Linked DNA regions of Homo sapiens: all the other regions are linked to region 3. A link is a loop called in an ENCODE intact Hi-C map of the cell type or tissue named here. Cell type or tissue: mammary epithelial cell. All regions are shown on one strand.

Region 1 (5,000 bases), 460 kb after region 3:
TAACACAGTGAAACCCTGTCTCTACTAAAAATACAAAAAATTAGCCTGGCGTGGTGGTGGGCACCTGTAGTCCCAGCTACTTGGGAGGCCGAGGCGGGAGAATGGCATGAACCTGGGAGGTGGAGCTTGCAGTGAGCCAAGATCACGCCACTGTGCTCCAGCCTGGGCGACAGAGTGAGACCCTGCCTCAAAAAAAAGAAAAAAAAAAAAAAAAAATGCTTAGTAGTGAACCAGGGTCAGGGATAGTGAGAGTTAATATTAAAACAATTTTTGTGGCTGCACCTGTAGTATTTATCTAAAGCATTCTGGCACATGCACATGGACACGTACACAGTATTTGGATGAATATACACAGCATGGAGGAAGAAATGAGCACGTAGATTTGTGTGAAGAGACAGAGGTTAAGGAATGTGATGAATCAGGACCTCTTTATAGCCATGGATGTTTTTCTCTTGGGGAGTTTTCATGTTCTTTCACCCACTTTGGTTTTGGTGGGGAGATACTGCTTTGACAGAACGGGTAGTGAGTGTGTTACCATTCTGAAACCTGGGGCTCGGGGTGACCTACTGTCTTAGAGAAGCGGGGGGGCTTATCACCAGCAAGGGAAGGAAAAAATGGGAAAAGCAAACACATTCTTGAAATGATAGCTTCTGGCAAGTCCCTGGTACATCCCCCAAAACTCCAGATTTTTTTAAGGAAATCCAGGCTTTAGTAAGAAACCAGGAATGTTCTGGAAACATTAAGGGAGGATAAAACCTCTGCTCCCGCTTAACCTCCTTTCACAGCCCTGAGGGAAGAATTGGCTGAGCTAGGCAGACAGATGGGAGAGAGCCAAGAACTAGGATAAGACAGCCAGCATCCTGGACACCACGTTCAACCATATTTACAACTTAAAATGGTGGTAATAAGTAGGTGTCTCCTTTTCAAGTGAACGTGATTTAACCTTCCAGCTTCTGTATGGTATTTGTGGAAAGGGTTATGAATTTAAAGAACTACCTCTATTCTATCTCAGAAACCTGACTCCAGTTTTACCACATTAGGAAGACAGTACAATATTCAAAACTGCATAAAACATGAACAATTCTCACCCTATACTAAATAAATTATCTGAATTTAAGATATTGAAAATGTATTCATCCGCCCATTCAGCAGCTAATTGACCCATGATGTAAAGATGCTTCTAAACTCCTTGGGAAAACAGACAGTTACCAAAACCGTGTGCCAGGTGTTTTGATGAGGGTACAAACATAGTCAAGGTGGAAGGGTCGAGGGAGGACTGGGCAAGGTTTCCCAGAGGAGAGTGTTTCAGCCCTGTACTAAGGCAGACTCACTGAAAGTGCCAGGCTGTGACAAGAGCTTGTGTCAAAACGTAAATCAGTACACTGCTTCCTTCTTCAAGAGAATCTCACTAAAAAAGAGAACGAACTGAAATAAATGGTCTGCTTAGAGATTTAGTTCACTTAGGTTCTGACACAAGCTCATCTTGTCGTAAACCAGTAACAAAGGGTCCTGGCCAGCAGCTGGTGTGTGCACCATACTTTGAGCACTTGTACTAAAAGACAATCAAGAGTCATCCAGGGGAAAGGAAGGAGGGGTGCCCCACAGAGAGAACAGCAGGGGCGAAGGCCTAGAGGCAAGAGAGGGTCTTCCATATTAAGAGAACTGCACAGTAATTCCTCTAGCCCCAGAGGGTGAGAGACCAGAAAGTTCAGCAGGGGCCAAGCTTGTTTTAAATTAAGGAAGCATGGACTGAAAGAAACCTAATTCTTGCCTTCATCACAAGCTCACGTCAGCCTCCCGAGAAAAGCCTTTCCGAAGCAAGCATTCAGCAGAGCTCTTAGCCTTGAGGCCAAAGGCGCCATTCCTTCCACAACTCTTGTTTCAAGGAAGCACAGGAAACCTTGCATTTAAGCAGAGAAACCCGCTAAGATGAGTCCAACAGCGACATCTATAGACCACATCTAAAAGTCTTGGTTTCGGAAAAACCCAATTTCTCTGTTATCGGAGTTATGTGAGTTATCAGAGCAGTGAGAAAGGTTTAGCTGCTTTTCAAGGAAAGAGAAGGAGAGAGAGAAGAGTTAGAGGGTTAGAGTTGCCTTTGTCCACAGTCTTTATCCCTGAGATCAGACATCAAGCAACCTGTGTGCGTATGGAAAAGGGTGTAGGGGTTACTGTTAGGACCACTACCCTTTTTTTTTTTTTTTTTGAGACAGGGTCTCACTCTGTCGCCCTGACTGAAGTGCAGTGGCGCAATCTCAGTTCACTGCAACCTCTGCCTCCCAGGCTCAAGCAATTCTCCTGCCTCAGCCTCCCTAGTAGCTGGGATTACAGGTGCACACCACTACTGCCCGGCTAATTTTTGTATTTTTAGTAGAGATGGGGTTTCACCATGCTGGCCAGGCTGGTCTTGAACTCCTGATCTCAAATAATCCACCTGCCTCAGCCTCCCAAAGTGCTAGGATTACAGGCATGAGCCACCGTGCCCAGCAAGACCACTACCATTTAAAGCTTGACTTAGCTTTAAATCCCTAAACAACCGAGACTCATTTATTAGCTTCTTTCTTGTGGGAACAAAGATATTAAGCCAATGTTGGTTTTCAGGTTCTCTGAGACAGAAGTGGAAAGTCGGGAAGTAAAAACGTACATAAAACAGGCCAGGTGCAGTGGCTCACACGTGTAATCCCAGTGCTTTGGGAGGCCGAGGCAGGAGGATCGCTTGAGGCCAGGACTTGGAGATCAGCCTGGGCAACATAGTGAGACCCTATCTCTATAAAAAATTTTAAAAAACTGGTCAGGTGTGGTGGCTCATGCCTGTAGTCCTAGTTACTCCGGAGGCTGAGGCTGGAGAATCGCTTAAGCCCGGGAATTTAAGTTTACAATGAGCTATGACTGCACCACTGCACTCCAGCATGGGCAACAGAACAAGATTCTGTCCCAAGAAACAAACAAAAAGCACACACAAAAATAAAACAAACCACGTATGGCCCATTGTGCCCAGGTCCAATCCCAGGAATTTCCCCTGGGAACACATCCCGATGAAGCATCTGTGAAAATTAGATGCTTATTTTCTTTTGCCTTCTGACCAACTTGTACATTCTTTGGATTCACGGAACAGTTTTTCTTCAGATGTTGTGAATATGACTCATTGATGCCCTTTCCAAGAATATTCAGCATTAAGTGGGTTTCCCAGGAATTTTTCTTCAGAATCCCAAAAAATAGGACACTGAATTTCTTCTCTTTTCCCTCCCCTTTCTGGCAGCTGTGCTCAGAAGGCAAGGACAGAGCTCTTCAATGTTCATGGGCCTGTGAGCTGCTTCCTGAGATGTGTAGCTTCTACTTAGGCATGGCAGGTAATAGATGGAATATACATATTTTTAAAAAGAAAAGTTAACTGTAGTAAAATGAGACTGTACTTAAAATACAGCCCTGGCCCGGCATGGTGGCTCACGCCTGTAATCCTAACACTTTGGGAGGCTGAGGTGGGAGCATCACTTGAGCTTAGGAGTTTGAGACCAGCCTGGGCAATATAGTGAGACCCCATCTCTACAAAAAAAAATTTTTTAATTAGCCAGGTGTGGTGGCACATTCCTGTAGAACCAGCTACTCGAGAGGCTGAGGTGAGAGGATCACTTGATCTCAGGATGTTAAGGCTGCAGTGAGCCATGATTGCATCACTGCACTCCAGCCTGGGCAACAGAGTGAGACCTTGTCTCAAAATATATATATATAGCCATGTTTCCCACCCATGAGGGCACTGGAGAACGTGCAGATCCAGAGGTGCTGAGATTCTGAGAGGAAATGATACCTTCTCATCCCTTATCTGGTAGAGAAGGACTCCTGGAAGATGAGGCTTTTACACATGACGCTCTCCAAGGACATTAAAGAAACAAAGGTAAGGTCAGAAGAGGCCAGTCTAGAAGGTCAAATTAAGGAGCTTGAGGTCCATTCTGCTTGTGATAGAGACTAGAGTTTTGTGGAGGAAAAGATAAGAGGAACGCATGACATCAGTAATTGTCCTTAAATCACCTGCTGTGTGTTCAGCAACAGGTTGAGCCATCTACACACAGAAACTCAGTTTCTAGGGCTCCTTACCTTCCAGGAGATCATGTATAATTTAGTTCCTGCTGAGTGGAACTTGACTTGACTGAATAGGTCTTTTCCTAGAAATTTCTATGCATATGGAATATTTTGCAACTAAAATTTTCAACAATTTATCCTCAATAATGCCCAGCGCTGTGATGAATACTTCATACAAATTTTTGTTATTATCATACTCACTTAAAAATTTTGGAAATTTGAGCTTTGAAGCTTTTAAATATTGCCCAAGATAAAGTAGTAAATGACATAGAGCTGGAATTCAGACTCCAGTCTTTCCTACTCCAGAAAACTCACTGTTATTAAGACTCTTCTCTGCCTCCAATAAGCATAATTTCAGAAATACATTATCAGCTTTTGGGGCTAACCCTCCCCTGGCAGTGGCTTACAATCCTTTGAAGATCATTTGCCTACCTACTCCTAAGTGAGGTTCTCTGCTCTAAAACAATTCTCATACCTCAGGCTCCCTTGTGGATGTTTGATATGGCTTGGCTCTGTCCCCACCCAAATCTCATCTTGAATTGTAGCTCCCATAATTCCTATGTGTTGTGGGAGGGACCCAGTGGGAGATAATTGAATTATGGGGGCGATATTCCCCATACTGTTCTCGTGGTAGTGAAGTCTCACGAGATTTGATGGTTTTATAAGGAGAAACCCCTTTCACTTGGCTCTCATTCTCTCTCTTGCCCACGCCGTGTGAGAAGTGCCTTTCACCTTTTGCCATGAGTGTGAGGCCTCCCCAGCCATATGGAACCATGAGTCCATTAAACCTCTTTTTCTTTATGAATTACCAGTCTTAGGTTTGTCTTTATCAACAGTGTGGAAATGGACTAATACAATATTTAAAGAAAAGTACAAATTTTAGCCTCATCAGATAACTAGCACCTTATATGCTGGAGATAGAG
Region 2 (5,000 bases), 380 kb after region 3:
AATGCAAACAATCTCTGGAGGTGTAGCAGTCATCTCATGACCAGCAAAACAAAAACCACATGTTCATAATGGAAGAACAGATAAATCCAAGGAGACTGGGTCTTTGTTGATCACCTTAGGAGCCTGCACCAGCCTCAAGCTGGTACATCCAGATTTTTAATGCATGAGAAAAATAAGCCCCATTGTTTAAGCCCTTGTTGTCAGAGTTTTCATTTATTGGCTCCAAATCCTGAATGAAACAAGGGATGCTTTTCTTATCCATGCCTTGAGGAATACATGATTTAAATTTCCGGCCTGAAAGATTTTGCTAAATGCTATAGGGAATGCTAATGAACTGCTATGCAATTATATTTACATATTATTCTAGATGATAGTTTCTCTAATATAAATAAGACAAATTTATAAAATAAATGTTCTGAACATCAACTGAAATATTACAAGGTTTTTGTAGGCATCACTTTCTTATCATTTTCGTTCTTGGAAATAGTAAGCAGTCAGTAAATATTTTCCCAACAAATGACACAAAGGAGTAAAAAGGCCGATTTGAACATTATTTTTTTACTTAATAATAAGGACTATAATTAATGTTTGAGAGTAACTTGGGAAAAAAACTATAAATTCAATTCTACTGTTCATAAAGTAGTTATACATCACAATATCTGGGGGACTGGAAATAAAATACAATATAATTTAATATTTGAGTAATGAGGGAAACATCACCTGAAATGAGAATGATGATTTAAAACTTGCAACCTAATACATTTGTGAAAATTTATTAGTGAATTTCATCTAGTGCTATCCAAGATGATAGATCGTCAGAAAATTTGAAATGAATCACAATTATTATTCATTGAGGAAACAGCTAAATGTATTAGGAAAAATCTCAAAAATGGCATAAAAATAACATTCTCAGATATTCAATGATAATTTTCCCAAGTGTTTTATATGAATTATGTCATATAATTATTTCCATAACCCTAAATATGGATAATATTTTTTTCTATTTTATAAATAAGGAAACTAAGACATAGGCAAATTAAGTAAATTGCCTAAGTTCACACAGGTAATAAGTGATACAGCAGGATTAAAACCAAAGCAGTCAGCTCTATTGATGGTCTGGAAGTTACTTCCTATGCCTAAAGATGGCAATTATCAACACCAGATGCAACATAAAAATAACAACTGGCCAGGTGCAGTGGTTCATGTCTGTAATCCCAGCACTTTGGGAGGCCAAGGCGGGTGGATCACGAGGTCAGGAGTTCGAGACCAGCCTGGCCAATATGGTGAAACCCCATCTCTAATAAAAATACAAAAATTAGCCAGGCATGGTGGCAGGTGCCTGTAGTCCCAGCTACTCTGGAGGCTGAGGCAGGAGAATTGCTTGAACCTGGGAGGTGGAGGTTGCAGTGAGCCGAGATCACGCCACTATACTCTAGCCTGGGCGACAGAGCGAGACTCCATCTCAAAAAATAATAATAAAATAAAATAATGACCTGAGTACTTTGGAGAGTAAATAAAATCAGGCAGCTTCTGAAGAGAAGCCAACAGTTGGAAGAAGGAAATGGCACAGAGTCAGTTTCTCATTTTGAAATGGCTCTTAGCCTAATGTCAGGCTATAGCTGGTGCTGCACAGGGCAACTAAAACCCAGATAAAAACCCACAGTCTTTGTGGTTTGAGAAACCAGGGAACAGAGTTCAGGACACTCATATTCACTAGAAAGTGAGGAGAAAACTCTGGAGAGCAAAGGGCAGAGAGGGAGACACCAAGTATATGAAATTTTTCTAAGCCTTTGGTTGACCCCTGAATACACATCAACGTTGATGCACCTGGAGGCAACAGCTGGATGTGACTTGGAGTTGTCTCAGGTTGAGGAGATGATGTGAAACTTGTGATTTTATGTGCAATAATTAGGTTATGTTAGGCAAAGACACCTTTGGATATATGAGAAGAAAGGTTTATTGGGGTGGGTAGCCCACAGGTGTGATTTCAGAGAGGCATTTTGAAACAATCCTCCCTATTGGTAACTGCTCCTGGCATTCATGAGTGGTCCTGCATCAGCCATGGCTTCTGTATCAGTCAAGGTTCTCCAGAGAGACAGAATATGTATATATATGAAAGACAGTGTATTAGGGAGAATTGGCTTACACGATTACAAGGGCAAAGTCCCACGATAGGCCACCTGCAAGCTGGAGAATGAGAGAAGCTGGTAGTGTGGCTCCTAGGGAAGGCAGTAGGTAGCTCAGTCCCAGTTTGAAAGCCTCAAAACCAGGGAAGCCAGCAGTGCAGGCCCCAGTCTGAGACCAAAAGCTTGAGAGCCTCCAGGAGGCTCCAAGAGGTTGTTAGTGCAAGTCTCAGGTCCAAAGGCTGAAGAACGGAGAGTCTGGTGTCCAAGGGCAGGAGGAGAAAAGGTGTCTTGCTCCAGAAGGGAGAGAGAGAGAGAGAAGCAGCTAAGAAAACTGCTTGTCCTCCTTCTGCCTGCTTTGTTTAACCAAGCTCCCAGCCAATTGAACAACGTGGGCAGGTCTTCCCCTGCCTTTCCACTGACTCACATGCCAGTCTCCTCTGGAAACGCCCTCACAGACACACCCAGAAACAATGCCTCACCAGCCATGCAGGCATCCCTCAATCCAGTCAAGTTGACACCTAATATTAGCCATCACAGCTTCCTATGTCACTTTGGGTCTCTGGTCCTAGTGAAACAGGTTCTATCAGATTCTCTCTCCTAGAAAATTGGAAATTCATGAGAAAGCACATAAAGAATGGGGTCTCTGGGGCTGAATCACGCAAATAGCAGTGCTAGAGAGGAAAAGTTCACAAACTGGCTGAGTTCCCGGGAAGAATCTGCTTTTACCCTTCCCAACAGGGCTGAGTTGCTCACTTCTTCCCCGAATTCAGTGAATATGCCACTATTCTGTCAAAGAATATATATACATATATATATACATTTTGTCCCTTAAACTACTAGGAGTCAGCTTCTGTTACTTGCAGTCAAATGAGCCACACTTTGGTTATTTAGAGCCCAGAATTAATGAGGAATAGCCCTCAGTGATATGAATTTGAGAGTGGTCAAAATGTCACAACCATTGACATTCATCACCATGGTACTGCTGGAAACCTTTTATTCCCACCATTAGAATAACTTTGGGGATTAAAAGCATTGTCTCTAAAATGTCTTTTTTAAAGAATTAAGATTAATAGTAATGTTGGGAGTAGAACCCCCTAACGTATGCATGATACAACTCAAACTCATTTTTCAGGGCAAGTGGTCCGAGACAGGAAAGCTTTGCCCCTGAGGGGCAGGAAAAATGCAGCACAAGAAGCAGAGAGGCCAGCACACTGAGGGGGCAATCAAGGGAGGGGGGCTTTGGGAGTCTTAACTTTCTCAGCTTTACCTAGGAGGCAGCATAATGACTGCTATAAAGCCAGTATGTGATGTCCAGAAGATGAGGTCAGAGAGAGTGTCAGAGCCAGATCACTTAAGACCTTGCAGGCCTGGGCAGAGAGTTTGGATTTTTAAAAGTGTAATGGTAAGTCATTGAGAGCTGAGCATAGAAGAGTAAAATCATCGGATTTAAGTTTTCGAAAGATCACTCCAGGCTGGGTGCAGTGGCTCACACCTGTAATCCCAGCACTTTGGGAGGCCAAGGCAGGTGGATCACGAGGTCAGGAGATCGAGACTACCCCAGCTAATATGGTGAAACCCCGGCTCTACTAAAAATGCCAAAAAAAAAAAAAATTAGCTGGGCATGGTGGCGGGTACCTGTAGTCCCAGTTACTCTGGAGGCTGAGGCAGGAGAATGGCGTGAACCTGGAAGGTGGAGCTGGCAGTGAGCCCAGATCGCGCCACTGCACTTTAGCCTGGGTGACAGAAGGAGACTCCATCTCAAAAAAAAAAAAAAAAGATCACTTCCACTGACCCATGCACAATTGGGGGCAAGGGCAGATTCAGAAAATCAGGTAGGAGTTAAAACAATAATCCAGGCAAAGAGTAATGGCATCTTAGATGAAGGTGGTAGAAATGGGGGTGACAAGAAGTGCTCAAGTGCAAGATGTACTCCAGAGGTAGATCTTTAAGGATTTGCTAATGGATTGACAATGTGGTATAAGAGAAAGATAAATCAAAGATGATTTCTAAGTATTTGGCATGAGCAAGTGGGATGATCATTTGTTTCACCAAGATGGGGACTGTATCAGTCAGGATCCAGTTAGGAGGAAGAAACTATACCTGTTATTTTAACAGAGATTATTTAATATAAAATTTAATATTAAAAAATAACCTAGGCAAAGTGAACACCATGGTATCACTGAGGTAGCAACTGCAGGAAGCAACCACCACTCCCAGGGATGGAAAAACAAACAGAAGGGGTTGGAATTATGAATATTCAGAAGCGTGGAAGCAGGTCCGATGTAGCTGAGTACGATGAGAAGGGGGCACTGCTTAGCTGGTGCTATTGTCTCTCAGCTTAGAGGAAAAGCACTGCAGAGCTGGGACCCAGACCTCCCAGGTGATTGGTGTTGTTGGTTTCTCCAAGAAGACATAACAAAAGCTGGGAAAAACTGTGATCACTACTGGCATCAGGATAAACCACTGCTGCCAGGTGGAAAAGCATTGCCAGGGTTAGATTGACAGGAACAGGAAGTCAAAACAGGAAGAGAAAGTAAACCAGGAAGAAACCCAAAAGGAAGGAGGAGCAAGTTCCTTCTGTCTTCTCCAGAGTTAAAGTTTTTTTTCTCTAGCGCCCCCTCCTGGCAAAGCCTAACAGGGACCCACTGGCTAAACAAATGTGAGGAGACAGGTGGGGTTCAAGCTGAGAAATAGCTTAACAGCTGATAGAATTTGGATTCGGGGGCATGTTTTGGTAGGAAGAATCAAGACTTCTATTTGAGGGATCTATTGTGATGCCGAATGGAGATGTTGGGGAGAGAACAGGTTATACAACCAAGAGATGAAGGAAAGGTTGAAGCTGGGGTAGAAATTTGAGATTCAATAATTACCATG
Region 3 (5,000 bases):
TATGTCAAACTACAGTGATGAGACCACCTAATTATGGTTATATTTATAGATATCTGGATTTCATCATAATCAACCTCTCTCTTGCAAAGTGAGAAAAAGAAATGTCCACCAAATTAGTCCTGGTGACATAAGATAATGTCTGTCTAATTGATCACAGCATCCTCAAAGCCATTAGCTAGGACCCACGGAAAGAAAAACATTTCAGCTTCTCCACCTGACACCAAACATTCAACTTGCAGGGACCAACACCACTATCTAGAATGATCCCTATAGAACCTCCTTACTGAAGACCGATAAAATCCAGGGGAGAAGGGCGTGAACGGCATCCAAAATGAAGACCCCAAGAATTGTCCTCTATCATCAGGGCTAGGAGATGCAAGGAAGAGTTAAAATCCTGGCTATGTAAGTCAGCATCTCCATCTGAGCCTGGTGAGACCTGACCGAGGGCCCTGTGAGACTTTCAGATCCGCGGGGAAGCCACACTGTCCGGGATACTTTGAGTTTCTGATCTGTTTCCCACGGTCTGCCACATAGGAGTGTCCTCCGTATTTGGCAGTGGAGAGATAAGGATACAGAGAGATCCTGTGTGTGGGAGAGGAAGGGGTGTAAGAGAACGCATCAGAACGCCTCAGAGGTCCAGGAGAACTCCGTCTCCGGGCCTCTTCCTCGAAGTTGCAAACCTGGGTCTGTATCAGCAGGCAGGGCGGGAGGGGGTGGCTGGACGCCTCACTGCGTGCGCTCCCCGAGGCTGCTGTGACAATGGTAAGAAGATGGACCAGTGAACGGGAAACATGACGTGAGGGGGTCTTACTTTTGCAGCTCGCTGCCCAGGGCTGGTAGCCATAGTAGCCAGTGATGCGCAGGATCCGCTCCTCGATGGACGTGAGCCCCACCGGCCCGCTGGTGAGATCCTCCACGGAGCGCGACCATTTCAGATCCTCCTTAATCGCCTCGTCCACCACCAAGTACTTGAGCTGCCGGAGCTGGGGGCTGATGTCGGACAGTCTCCGGGGGCTGACGTCCGGTGACCTCCTCATGCCACTGCGGTCGCAGGCGCCACGGGCAGGTGGGTGGGCAGGGGGAGCATGGACAGAGAGGAGGGGATTCGTGAGGAGCAGATCCCAGGGCGAGAGCAAGAGCGCGGCCGGGGCCCTCCGGGGGCGAGCGCCGCGGCAGAGCCCGCGCTCCTCCCTTCCCGCCGCCACTCACCCACTTCCCCGGGCAGCTGTCCCCAGTGCCCTATCCTGGGCGTCTCGGGGCAGTGCGGGTTGGGGCGAGTGGCGAGGGAAAGAATGACTGAAACTTCCCGAGCAGCTCCACCGCGCGCGCCGCCCTTCCCCGAGCCTCAGACTGCCCAGTGTCCCAGCTGCAAAGGGCTACCCCGGCGCTCCGGCCTCCCGCCCGCCGGCTCGCTCACCCACGCCCGGGGCGCTACTCACACGGCAATGCTCTTGCCCCTGGGTGCGCCGCTGGGAAACTCTCGAATCCCCATAGGCAAAGACAGAGTGGGACCGGCAGCTCCCAGACTTGAGGCGGAGGGGCCGCGGGCCGGAGCTCCCTGCAGCCGCTAGCCTGGGAAGACTGGAGTGCGCTGCCCACCGAGGGTCTGCGCCGCGCCGGCCGCCCCGGGCCGCTTTGTGCGCGCCCGCGCGGTCTGTACCCGAGCGCCTCCGCGGCGTGCGGCACGATGCAGGCGCGGCGGTTCAGCCCGGTGACTCCAGGCCGGCCCGCGCGCTCGCCGCAACGACCCGGCAGCCGAGGCAGCGCCGCGCCCCACGCCCGTCACCGTCGCCGCCGCCCTAGCACACCGCAGGCGTGAGTCTCGCCGCGACCGGGAGAGCCCTCCCAGCTGTGCGCTCTCGAGGCACCTGGTCGGGCGGGGAGGCGTCGGGTCGGGGCGCACAGGGGCCAGGCGGGGGCGCTGCTGCCCACTTCCCGCCTCCCGGGCGTGCGCTCCGCCCCGGAGCCCGCACCTCGCGCCCGCGCTCCGCCTGGAAGCCTTGGGGCACCGGACGCGCTCCTCCACCCTTCTCTTTTGACTCAAACCCTGCCGCTCCCAGTTCAGTACTTTTCTCTCTCTCTCTCACACTCTCTCTCTCTCTCTCTCTCTCTCTCTCTCTCTCTCTCTCTATGTATATGTCTGTCTCTCTCTTTCTCTAAATTAGCAAAACTACTTGGAAAGAAAGAAACCTGGTTCCATGCTCAGCATGCCAAGTGAATAAATGGCGTTTCATAGGCAACGCTGAGACACAAAATGTATTATCTATTACGCTGTGGGGATCTCTCAGTCAGACCTGGTCCTCAGAGAGCTTACTTTCCCACTGATGATGCAATTACGAAATCAGTTCTCTCTTCATAGATTTCCATTTTAAAAGCTTCTCATCTTTTTCCTTACCACCCCACTGCCCCCGACGGCCGAAAGGCATTCTCTTCAGACTACCTAATCACCTTTCCTAATATTATTTTTCATCGGGGCAAATTTAGAAAAGATAGAAGTATGTGGAGAAGAAAATATCCATTATCCAGCCAAAAATGACGACTTTCAATTATGAACGTATTCTCTTCCAGGCTTTTTTCCAACGCAAAATACAGTTGTCACAAAAATCGGAATGAAATTGTACACACTACTTTATGTACTGCTTTTTTTATATTAAAATCATATTGTATAGCAGCAAACTATGAATAGAGGGGAACTTTCTCAACTTGAAAAAGAACATTTACAAAAGCGTACAGCTAACACCATGCTTAATGGTGAGAAACTAGAAGCTTTCCTGTTAAAATAAGGAACAGGGCAAGTATGTCTCTACTCAGCAATCCTTTTCAGCATCATACTGAAAGTCCCAGCTAATGAAATTAGACAAGAAAAGGAAATTAAAAGTATACGTATTGTGAAGGAAAAGGTAAAAGAAAACTGTCTTTGCAGCTGACATGACTGTTGATGTAGAAAAATTTCAATTGACAAAAAAACTCTCCTGTTACTAATAAGCAATTATGGTAAGATTGAAGGATACAAAATTAATGTACAAAAGTCAACTGCTTTTCTATATACTAGCAACGAACAATGGGAATTTGAAATTAAAACCACAATACTATTTATATTAGCACACCACTCAAATGAAATATTTAGGTACAAATCTAATAAATATGTACAATATCTATATGAGAAAAACTACAAAACTGTGATGAAAGAAATCAAAGAACTAAATAAATAGAGAGATATTTTATGTTCATGGATGGAAAAATTTAATATTGTTAAGATGTCAGTTCTTCCCAACTTCATCTATAGATTCAAAGTAATTCCAATCAGAATCCCAGGAGGTTATTTTGTGAATATCACAAACTGATTCTCAAGTTTATATGAAAAGGCAAAAGACCCATAATAGCCAACACAATATTAAAGGAGAAGAACAAAGTCTGAGGACTGATATTGCCCAACTTCAAGACTTACTATAGTTACAGTAATCAAGACAGTGTGGTATTGGTGAAAGAGCAGACAAATAGATTAATGGAACAGAATAGAGAGGCCAAGATAGACCCACACATAGAGTCAAGTGATCTTTGACAAAGGAGCAAAAGAAATCTAATGGAGAAAAGATCACCTTTTCAACAAATGGTGCTAGAACAACTAGACATCCAATCACAAAAAAAAAAAAGAAAGAAAGAGAGAAAAAAAGAAAAGAAGCTGGATACATAGATACAGACCTTACACCTTTCACAAAAATTAACTCAAAATAGATCATAGACCTAAATATAAAATGCAAAACTATAAAACTCTTAGAAGATAAAAAGGAGAAAACCTAGGTGACCTTGGGTTTGTAAATGACATTTTAGATACAACATCAAAGGCATGATCCATGAAAGTAAAAATTGGTATTGGACTTCGTTAAGATTAATAACTTCTGCTCTACAAAAGACACTGTTAAAACAATGGGAAGAAAAGCTACAGACCAATAGAAAATATGTCAAATCATATACATGATTAAGAACTGTAATAAAAAATAAGAATAATTAGAACTCAACAATAAGAAAATGATCCCAATTAAAAAATTGGCAAAACAGCTGAACAAACATATCAATAGAGATGATATACAGATGGTAAATCAGCACATGAAAAGATGCTCCACATCATACATCATTAGGGAATTCCAAATTAAGACAAAAAAGATGTATTGCTATACACCTACTAGAATGAATAAAATCCCAAACGCTGACAACATCAAATGCTGGCAGGATGTGGAACAGCAAGAAGTCTCTCATTCATTGCTGGTGGGAATGCAAAATGGTACAGCACTTTGGTAGACAGTTTGAGTTCCTTACAAAATTAATCATACTGTTACCATGCAACCCATCAGTCATGCTCCTTGATATTTACCTGGATGAGTTCAAAACTTAAGTCCCCACAAAAATCTGCACACAAATGTTTATAGGAACTTTTTTCATGATTGCCAAGATGTCCTTCAGTAGCTGAATGAATAAACATACTGTGGTACATCCATACAAAAGAATATTCCGTTCAGTGATAAAATGAGCTATCAAGCTGCAAAAAGACATGAAGGAAATTGAAAACATATTGCTAAGTGAAAGAAACCGGTCTGAGAGAGGCAAAACTATGGAGATAGTTTAAAGATCACTGGTTCCCAATGGTTGGGGAGAGGATGGGATGAACAGGCAGAACACAGAGGATTTTTAGGGCAGTGGGTTGATTTTGTATAGTACTGTAATGGTAGATATATATCATTATACATATGTCAAAACTCAGTGGATGCACAACCCTAAGAGTTAACCCCAATGTAAACTATAGACTTTGGGTGATAGTGATGTGTCAATGTTGGCTCATTATTTGTAACGAATGTACCACTGGTGCAGGATGTTGACGTGGGTGGAGAGAAGCTGTGGGTGTGTGACAGGGGGAAGGTATTTAAAAACTTTCTGTACTTTCTCCTCAAATTTGCTGTGAACCTGAAATCGTTCTTTAAAAAAAGTCTATTTTAAAAACTTCA
Region 4 (5,000 bases), 510 kb after region 3:
ACTCCAGCCTGGTGACAGAGTGAGACTCTGTCTCAAAAAAAGAAAAAAGAGAGAAAAAAAGAAACTTCAGAAGGAAAGGAACTATACCCGCCCAGAACATTTCAGGATGATTTGTAATAATTAAAAGCACCAAAGAGAATCGTAAATGCAGTGATGTGAAACAAGCAAATTGAGGGAGATTTCTACCATTATCTCACATATATTTTTATGATGCACAAGACAGATTGCCATCTTTAAACTACATAAAATATTAATGCATTCTTTAATTTTGTTAGTCTTCTGTTAGTGAGAAAAATTTCCATATTCTGTAAGCAGGAGATGATGACCAGAGGCGAAGGAGACTTGTTGTCTAAGGAGTCCCTTCTCCACCCTCTGTCATTTTAAGTGCTATCCTCCTTTGAAAGTGAATCATTTTGGTAAGCTAAATAATCTTGATATTGGGGTGTGAGTGTATGTGAGTGTATGTGTATGAGTATTTATGTGTTGTGTATACTGGGTGTGTATAAGTGTGTTATAAGTTTGTGTATTGTATGTGTTTACGTATACATTGTGCATATAAGTGTGTATTATGTGTGTGTTTGTGTTTACGTGTGTTATGACTGTGTTGTGTGTATAAGTGTGCATTGTGAGTGTGTTCTGTGTGTTTTCATGGTGTGTGCATAAGTGTGTGTATAGGTGTGTGTTATGTATATGTGTTATGGATATTATGCATTGTGTGTGTCTTTTGTGTGTTTGTGTGGTGTGTATGTGTGTGTGATATCTAGAGTGATAAAATTGTATCTCCTGGGTCCTTGTCAGTAACCAGTTTTTGGCTGTGCCTATAGATGTGAAGTAGGGGTATCTCTTGCTGGGAGGTGAAGCCGGCTGGGCTTCTGGGTCGGGTGGGGACTTGGAGAACTTTTCTGTCTAGCTAAAGGACTATAAACACACCAATCAGTGCTCTGTGTCTCACTAAAGGTTTGTAAATGCACCAATCAGCACTCTGTAAAAACGCACCAATCAGCACTCTGTGTCTAGCTAAAGATTTGTAAACACACCTGTCAGCACGCTGTAAAAACGGACCAATCAGCAGGACGTGGGCGGGGCCAAATAAGGGAATAAAAGCTGGCCACTAGAGCCAGCACCGGCAACCCGCTCGGGTTCTCTTCCATGCTGTGGAAGCTTCGTTCTTTCACTCTTCATAGTAAATCTCGCTGCTGCTCACTGTTTGGGTCCGCACTACCTTTATGAGCTGTAACACTCACTGTGAAGGTCTACAGCTTCACTTCTCAAGTCAGCGAGATCACGAACCCTCTGGGAGGAAGAAACAACTCCAGAGGCGGCACCTTTAAGAGCTGCAACACTCACTGCGAAGGTCTGCGGCTTCATTCCTGAAGTGAGCGAGACCATGAACCCACCAGAAGGAGGAAACTCCGGGCACATCTGAACATCTGAAGGAACAAACTCCGGACACACCATCTTTAAGAAGTGTAACACTCACCGCGAGGGCCTGCGGCTTCGTTCTTGAAGTCAGAGAGACCAAGAACCCACCGGAAGGAACTAATTCCAGACACATTGCCACTGAGTAAATAGCGTGTTGAGAGTGTGTGTTGTGTGCTCCCAGTGTCCAGTATAAGACACAGCCTGTGACCAGTTTTCATTTATAAAATGACTATTAGAGGACATTTCTTAAGCAGGTACTATTTTTAGATGGGTTGTTGAGTGCAGCAGGGAAGTCCGCTTTCATCCTCTGTCTGAGGGTGATGGGCCACCTACTACTTGAAACATTTTGGTTCACTTCCACCTAGGCTGAATTTGGAGATCTAACCTAGCTGGGAAACTCCTTCCCTACTCAGAACAGATGTACAGAAAAGATACGTTTATAAACACCTCCCTGTTGTTTCTGTGTAAATATTACTGAAAAACCACTTCCTTTGCTCCCCTCATCTTTCCAGTATCTTTCTAAATCACTTCCACTGTTATTATGCTCTTTTCTTCTAAGGCTATAAATTCGGCTGCAATTCAAATAATCCACTGTGTTGGGCTTCCTTGTCTGTGAAGTAATATGAATGGAGTGCCATCTAGTGATCAGAAAGAAGACAGCAGAAACCCAGCCCAAAGGGTTCCACAGGAGTCTTTCATGTTTGCAAACAGATATGTTGAGTTTGGGTGATAAAGAGATGGGAGGAACAATTATTACCAAATTCACGAAATCATGTTTGCCGTTCTATAAATGCCTACCTGTTTCAGAGAAAAAGACTTGGCTATTTGAAAAATTCAATACCTGTTAAGCAATAAGACCTACACATTTTTCCAGTTTTTACACAACCATGGGTCACTATGGCTCACATGATCAAATGTAAGTAAAAAAACTTATTGGTCTTTTGACAGAATCTTTTTTTCAAACAAATAACATTTTCCTATAGATTTATGCAATACATTTAAATTTGTATTTTCTGTAGAAAACATTTCTTAATAGAATACACTAAAACTTTTTGGAGAGGGTATATTAGAATATGTTCTGGCTTTTTGACATTTAGAGTGATAAAATTGTAACTCCTGGGTCCTTGTCAGTAGTCCAGATTTTGGCTATTTTTATAGATGTGACATAGCAGTATCTCTTGCTACTAAGCAACTACTGCCAGGCTAGACTAACACCAGGAGGGACATGACATTGCTGACAGAGATCCTGCAGCCATCTGTAGGCAGCAGATGGGGTGGGGCAAGGTGGCCACTGAGGCCTGGAAAATTAATCACTATGTCTGAGGTCAAATGATGATCAAATAAAATATTGGTTCTCTGACCTATAGTTTTGGGGAATGGGGAATTTTAAATATGGTGTGTGCAGTATGCTCGCTCTCTCTGTACACTTGAGAAAAGAACAGGAAGGAGAAAAAGTAAGGAGTGATAGCATGATCTAAATCATGGTGTCATATTTCTGGATTGACATTGCCCCCTTGGGATTTTGTAGGTAGGTGGAGCTCCATAGGGCTGCTGCTTTTAATAAACCCGATGCACACCTAGCTTCTCTTCCCACTTCCACTTAGCGGGGACATTAAGTGCTGATAGCTCCAGGGAGTGGCATAATTCTTAGATAATATTAGCCCAAAAATTTTTGCTATGAATTAAGAAAAGTATTTGAGAAGTTTGATGTGATCTTCACTGCTTTCTACTTTCTGAGTCTTTCTTACCCACAAGTTATCATTCCTCTTTGCATCTCCTCTGGTTCTTTTTACTCTTTCCAAAAGAGCTTTCCTCAGTGTTTTTCTCTTTACATTCTTTCCCTGAGCTATTTAACATCTTCAACGATCACCAAAATTCCGATGACTCCAGAATCTCTGTCCAAGTCCGACTTCTGTCTCAAATTCCAGCTCCACCTGGAATTTGCTCGTTGGATACCTGTAACTTTTTCCACCATTCAGAACTGCAGACGTTGCCTGTCCAAAACCGAGCACCAATCTCCTCATGTTTCCTTTCCTGTGGGTGGCCCAGAATCTCCCAGCTGACTCAGCATTCTGCCCTAATGAACCTCTTGTTCTTTGCTTTCCACAGCCAGTTGTGCTGTTTGGAGATTGAGCGGTTCCTCTCACATACCCCAGTCCTCTTTATTCTTGCTAGAAAAGCTGATTAAAAAAAAAATCTTTTCCTCAATGGCTCCAGTTTTCCCTTCTCAGATCTACTTGACATACTAAATATATGGCACTCTGTTATGGGCTGCGTTGTTTTTTATGGACTAAGTTTTGTACCCCTCAAATTTATCTGTTGAAGTTCTAATTCCCAGCCCCTCAGAATGGGACTGTATTTGGAGATAGGGCCTTTACAGAGGCGATAAGGAAAAATGAGGTCATATGGGTGGGCTGATATGACTTCATTTTACCTTAATTACCTCATAAGAGTAAATGTAGACACAGACACATAGAGAGGGAAAACTATATTAGGACACAGTACAAGACAGGGAGAAAGGCCTCAGGAGAAACCAGCTCTGCAGACACCTTGATCTTGTTGATCTTGGATCTCTCACCTCCAGACTGCCTTCGGACTCTATCTGCAACAGCAGCTCTTCTCTGGGTCTGCAGCCTACTGCCCTGCCCTGCACAATTCACACTTGCCAGGCTCCACAAACATGTGAGCTAATTTCTCTCCTTCTTTGTTTTCTTCCTTTCTTTCTTTCTTTGTTTCTTTCTTTGTTTGTTTCTTTCTTTCTTTCTCTTTCTTTCTCCTTCCTTCCTTCCTTTTTTTTTTTTTTTTTTTGACACAGAGTCACGCTCTGTCACGCAGGGTGGAGTGCAGTGGCATGATCTTGGCTTACTGCAACTTCCACCTCCCAGGTTCAAGCAGCTCTCTGCCTCAGCCTCCTGAGTAGCTGGGATTACAGAGGCCCGCCACTACACCAGCTAATTTTTTGTATATATATATTTTTTAGTAGGGACAGGGTTTCACCATGTTGGCCAGGCTGGTCTTGAACCCCTGAAGGAGAAGGAAAAGGAAAAGGGGAAGGGGAAGGAGAAGGAGAAGAAGAAGAAAGAAGAAGGAGGAGGAGGAGGAGGAGGAGGAGGAGGAGAAGAAGAAGAAGAAGAAGGATAAGAGGAAGAAAATAATAATAATAATTGCTTCTCAGGCTGGATTCAAATCCAGCAATTTATTTGATCTCTCTAAGCTTCCATTTCATCATCTATAAAATGGGAATAATTCATTCATTCATTCTTCAAAAACTTACTGAATAACTCTTAATGATACCAATACATTCATGATATTGCAACTTCAGAGTGACTTGGTAAAGGGAGACCTGTAATTTCCAGATGCTGTTGCTCTTTACTAAAAAGACTGAAGGAAGAGAAAATTCACTGGTGGGAGTGAATCCAGAACTTCATCTGGGCTGTGTCCAGTTGAGATGTCTTTTAGACATCCAAGAAGAGGCAACGGCTAAGCAGCAGGATATATACAAGTGGAGTTCTAAGAATAGGATGGGTCGAGAGACAGAAATTTGGGGGAAAAAATGTATTTAAAGCCTATGGGATAAA
Region 5 (5,000 bases), 600 kb after region 3:
GTGTGTCACATGGCGTGAGAGAGCAAGAGAGAGAGGAGGGAGGTGCCAGGTTATTTTCAACAATCAATTCTCCCAGGAACTAAGAGTGAGAACTCACTCTCTCTGAGAATGGCACCAAGCCATTCATGAGGGATCTGCCTTCAGGACCTAAAGACCTCCCACCACACCCACCTCCACCGTTGGGGATCAGATTTCAACATGAGATTTGGAAGGAATAAATATCCAAAGTATATTAAGTAGCAAATATGTACATTGATCTTTCACAGAGGATTTTGTAACCATAATTTCATCAACTTCTCACATTATATAATTCTGAAGAAAATTCTGAGGTCAAGCTAACACTTTCCTTTTATATGTAACTTTATTTCTTTATCTATTTTTTATTGGATTACCCAACAGATTCTTTATCTTCAAATTTTGATAACTTTACCATAATATATATCTTTTTAAAAATCACTATTTTATTTTAAGGTAGAGTACTTGTAGAGAAAAATGCATGAAACATATATACACAGCTTAATAAATTTTTATAAAACAAATACTCTTGTAATCATGAGCCAGGTAAACATACAGAATGTTTTCATTCAGAAGCCCTCTGAGTGTCCTTCCTAATCACAACATTCTCAGAATAAATTGCCCCTTCAGAATTGATAAACACACCAAGGGAAAATCAAATCTCAAAATCTAAAATGAATAATTCTTCACAATCATGTGAAGGTGGTCAGATACCTTCAAGCACATATTTTGGTTTATTTGTTTTTTTGAATACAGCTTTATTGATGTATAATTCACATGCCATACAATTCAGCCATTTAACATGTATATTTCCCAATCCAATAAAAATATTTGTCCTCTTTCGAGCCTTTTCAGACTTGCTTAAAGATGTGCCCTGCTTTCCCCAGATAGATTGATTAAGTAATAAGCTTTTTCAGAACCTTGTGTTGTTTGTGTGATGTCACTAGTGTTGACATCCAAACCAAATTTTAGATGGGGCTTCATGCTACCAGTACTGGATATCTACATGTTGTTGCCCAAGACTTCTCTTTCCTTGTTAATCTTCTGCCTAGTTGTTTGATCCATTATTGAAAGTCAGGATATTAAAGTCTCTAACTATTGTTGTTGAATTATTAACTTATCCCTTTAATTCTGTCAGCTTTTGTTATTTACGTTTTGAGGTTCTGTTGTTGGGTGCATATAGGTTTATAACTATTTTATCTTCTTAATGAACTGACCCTTTAATCATTATAAAACGCTTTTCTTTTTCTTAGTAAAAACTGTTGTATCAAAGTCTATTTTGTCTGATATTAGTACAAATAAATAATAATAGCTGCCCACAAAACACTCTAACTCTCTTGGTTTGCTTCTTCTACCCTTTTACTTTCCACCTGTTTATATCCTTGAATCTAAAGTGTGTCTTTTCTAGCATTTGATCATGTTTTTAAATTCATCCTGGCAAACTTTGCCTTTTGATTTTAGTGTTTAACCCATTTTCATTTAGTGTAATTGCTGATAAGGTGAACTTACATCTGCCATTTGGATACTTGTTTTTATATGTCATGTGTGTTTTTGTTTTTCTCTTCCTCCATTACTGCCTCCTCTATTGTTAAGTGGATATTTTCTAGTTCATTCTTGTGTTTCCTTTACTGTATTTTAAAATTTAGTTTCTAGGCTGGGCATAATGGCTCATGCCTGTAATCCCAGTACTTTGTGAGGCCAAGATTGGTGGATGGTTTGAGCCCAGGGGATTGAAACCAGTCTGGGCAACCTAGTGAGATCTTGTCTCTACAAAAAATATAAAAATTATAAAAATTAGCTGGGCGTGGGAGCACACGCCTGTAGTCTCAGCTATTTGGGAGGTTGAGTGGGGGAGGATCACTATAGCCTGGGAGGTTGAGGCTGCACGAGCCATAATTGCACCACTTCACTCCAGCCTGGGTGATGGAGTGAGACCCTGTCACAAAAGAATAAATAAAAGAAAAATAAAATGAAATTTAATATTTTAGTGATTGCCCTAGAGATTACAATTAGCATCTTAAAACAATCTAATTCAGATTAATATTAGCTTCATTTCAATATTATATAAAAACTAACAATATAACTCCATTTTATCTCATTTCCTTTGTGCTTTTTTTTATACAAATTGTATCTTTATACATTATAAGTCCTTCAACATAGTTTTGTAATTCTTGCTTTACGATTTGTCTTTTAAAACAAATATGAGAATAAAGGAGCTATATACAAAATATTTTTATACCATAAAGAAACTTGTTCTACTACACAGAAGTCAGTTGCCCTAGAACCTTTCTTCATGTTATTATTATCATTGTTTTTGTCATTTTGGGGATGGGGAATGATATATCCATTGAATGTTTAGGTAAGTTAAAGTCCTCTTTTGTTTCTGAAGAAGTTCTTCAATTATAACTCATAATATTCCTTATATTCCATTATTTCTATTCTGTTATTCAGGAACACTAATTTGTGTAGAAGATTAAGGAAAAATAACCTAAAAATAAATGATAATAGTCACATGCAAAACACACATACAATATACACTGACCATACAAGATATGAAGGTGATCTTCACAAAATGTAATTAGGTGAAAAGCAGACCTGTCATTTGGGGGAACAAGCTTTCTGCAATATTGAATTTGCCCTGTTAAAATCCTTCCTTGCTTTGCAATACCAATAACGTATTTTATTTTACTACATTCTAAGCAGTGTTCTGGTGCCACCTAGTGCTACAAATGAGTAAAAGCCACTCTGCTTTTTCTTTTTCTCCCTTTCTCCTCTGCCCATCCTTCCTTCCTTTCCCTCCCTTTATTCATCTCATAATAACTGGCATTTTCTATTTCACATTTCACTGTCTGAATTATAATATGTGCTTAAAAGAGCCAAAAGATGTAATTTATTTTTTATGCTTACTCTTGGGTAAACACATTTGGGAAAATATCAAATTATCTTGGAGTAAAGGTTTAGTATTCTACCTATTAGGCATTTCCTCATTAACATAGTCTTTTTGTCGTCTGTATTTCCCTTCTTTGTGCTAACTGAATGAGGATTAGCCTACCTTTTCTCTGCCCCCTCCACATTCTTTCAGTTGTGTTCTGTGAGATCCTCATATCATTATAAATAATCTTTGCTTTACCTCTAACTGCTACACAAAATAATACTACCCCATGCTCATGCTCCTCTGTGCCACTTCTTCATATGTGTCCCCCATGTGCTGACACCATCCTGTCCACTGTATAATTCCACCTCTATTGGAAATGCATCACTTTATATTTCTGACCCCTTTAAAAAAGTTTTAAGAGTTTATGACTTTTAAGCTAGTAAAATTGAATAATAAAAAATAGATCATTCCAAAGAAGCCAAGAGAAAGCAAAGTGGAAAAAAGACAAACTCAAAATCGTGATATGATTAAATCCAGTACTATTACAACTGCATTAAATGTAACAGACTAAATATTCTAATTAAAGTCAAAGATTATCAGATCAAATAAAAACTGTATCCCAACTATATGCTGCTTATAAGAAACAAACATGAAGACAGAACATAAAGACACAGAAAAGTTAAAAGTAAAATGATACAAAAATATATAACCATATAAACACTAACCAGAAGAACCCTGAGGTGACTGCATTAATATCAGATAGAATAGAATTTAAATTTTAAAAATTCCTGGAGTGCAGCACACCAACATGGCACACGTATACATATGTAACTAACCTGCACGTTGTGCACACGTACCCTAAAACTTAAAGTATAATAAAAAAAAATTCCTGGAGATATTCTGCATGATTATAAAAGGTTCATTTCTTCAGAAAGATATAAAAACTTAATTTAACATAGTGTGTATATAATATGTATAAATGGCTTTATAGATATATATGTACATATATGATTTTTTGAGACAGGGTCCCACTTTTTCGCCCAAGCTGGAGTACAGTGGTGTGAACATGGCTCACTGAAGCCTTAACCTCTCCTGCTCAAAGGATCTTCCTTCCTCAGCCCACCAGGCAGCTGGGACTACAGGCACACACCACCACACCCAGCAAATTTTTGTATTTTTTTGTAAAGACAGGATTTCTCCATGTTGCCCAGGCTAGTCTCAAACTCCTGAGCTCAAACAATCTGCCTGCCTCGGCCTCCCAAAGTGCTGGGACTATATATGATTTTATAATGATCTTTGATTTCTCACTTAGTTCTGTAGAAAGTCCTCTGAACTCTAAATAATTTTAATTATTTGAAATTTATTGAGGCTTGATTTATGTTAAAGAATATGGTCCATTGTGTGTGTGTGTGTGTGCATTTGTATTTGACAAATCTTAAAAAGAATGACACCTCTGTCATTAACTGATAGAAAGGCAGACAAAAAGTCTGTAAGGATGAAAAATATTTGAGCAAATGATTAGCAGATTTAACTAGGGGACATTTACAGAATACTGCACTTTTAGAGTGCAGAAAAATCATTCTTTTTAAGCTGACACACACATTTACAAAACTAATCATATTCTTTGCCATAAATCAAGTCTGACAGTTATTAAGAGTATGTTCTCTGGAATTAAATGAGGATATAGATTATTAGGAAGTGCTCATATATGTCTATACATACTTAGAAGCAATATACTTCGAAATAATCTATAGGTCAAAGGAATCCTAATGGAAATTAGAAAATATTCTGAATTGAATGTAGTAAAATATATTGAAATTTTGAGAATGCAACTAATGTCATACTTAGAGGAAAATGTATAGATTTAACTGTATATATATATATATGATGGAAGGAGAAGCAAAAAAATGCAGGTGAAGCATACATCTCAAGAAGATAGAAAAAGTAAAACAAATAAGGCTGAGACACAGTACAAGAGAAACATAAAGAACATAAATTGACAAAATTAAAAAAAATCATTTGATAAAGAAGATGAAAAAGCTGAAATTTTTTCTTTGAGAAGACTAAATAAAATGAGAAATTCCTAATGAATAATCATGAAAGAATGAGA

Evidence for each region. A loop is a pair of places that touch in the nucleus more often than their neighbours do. Peaks named below come from ENCODE experiments on the same cell type or tissue, not always from the same donor. Only the 100,000 strongest peaks of a DNase experiment are listed, where the experiment ranks them.
Region 1: a loop joins it to region 3, with 7 times the contacts of the local background. A loop is called at or near these places in 10 of 110 quality-filtered maps.
Region 2: it touches region 3 in a loop (17-fold over the local background); 7 of 110 quality-filtered maps call a loop at or near these places.
Region 4: it touches region 3 in a loop (3-fold over the local background); 6 of 110 quality-filtered maps call a loop at or near these places.
Region 5: a loop joins it to region 3, with 4 times the contacts of the local background. A loop is called at or near these places in 6 of 110 quality-filtered maps.

What each region holds. Positions count from the first base shown.
Region 1 is chr1:233,437,982-233,442,981 of GRCh38, reverse strand. No RefSeq gene overlaps it. Among named protein-coding and RNA genes, the nearest start is that of MAP3K21, 110 kb to the right of the region's middle. In mammary epithelial cell, a CTCF peak has its summit at 1,959; a DNase peak (open chromatin) is centred at 1,911.
Region 2 is chr1:233,518,266-233,523,265 of GRCh38, reverse strand. No RefSeq gene overlaps it. Among named protein-coding and RNA genes, the nearest start is that of KCNK1, 93 kb to the left of the region's middle. RefSeq lists an enhancer at 4,549-4,843. In mammary epithelial cell, a CTCF peak has its summit at 4,762 (motif pointing left); DNase peaks (open chromatin) are centred at 2,545 and 4,715; H3K27ac peaks cover 1,584 bases.
Region 3 is chr1:233,901,570-233,906,569 of GRCh38, reverse strand. It overlaps SLC35F3 (solute carrier family 35 member F3), which reads right to left and starts at 1,894. Exons shown (of 8, transcript NM_173508.4): 1 at 1,440-1,894; 2 at 812-1,041. The coding sequence starts at 1,492. In mammary epithelial cell, a CTCF peak has its summit at 1,901 (motif pointing right); DNase peaks (open chromatin) are centred at 1,399 and 1,909; H3K4me3 peaks cover 2,275 bases; H3K27ac peaks cover 1,552 bases.
Region 4 is chr1:233,392,120-233,397,119 of GRCh38, reverse strand. No RefSeq gene overlaps it. Among named protein-coding and RNA genes, the nearest start is that of MAP3K21, 67 kb to the right of the region's middle. In mammary epithelial cell, a CTCF peak has its summit at 2,072 (motif pointing left); no DNase peak of the experiment used is centred here.
Region 5 is chr1:233,302,422-233,307,421 of GRCh38, reverse strand. It overlaps a transcript of PCNX2 not described here. Among named protein-coding and RNA genes, the nearest start is that of PCNX2, 9.2 kb to the right of the region's middle. In mammary epithelial cell, a CTCF peak has its summit at 2,732 (motif pointing left); no DNase peak of the experiment used is centred here.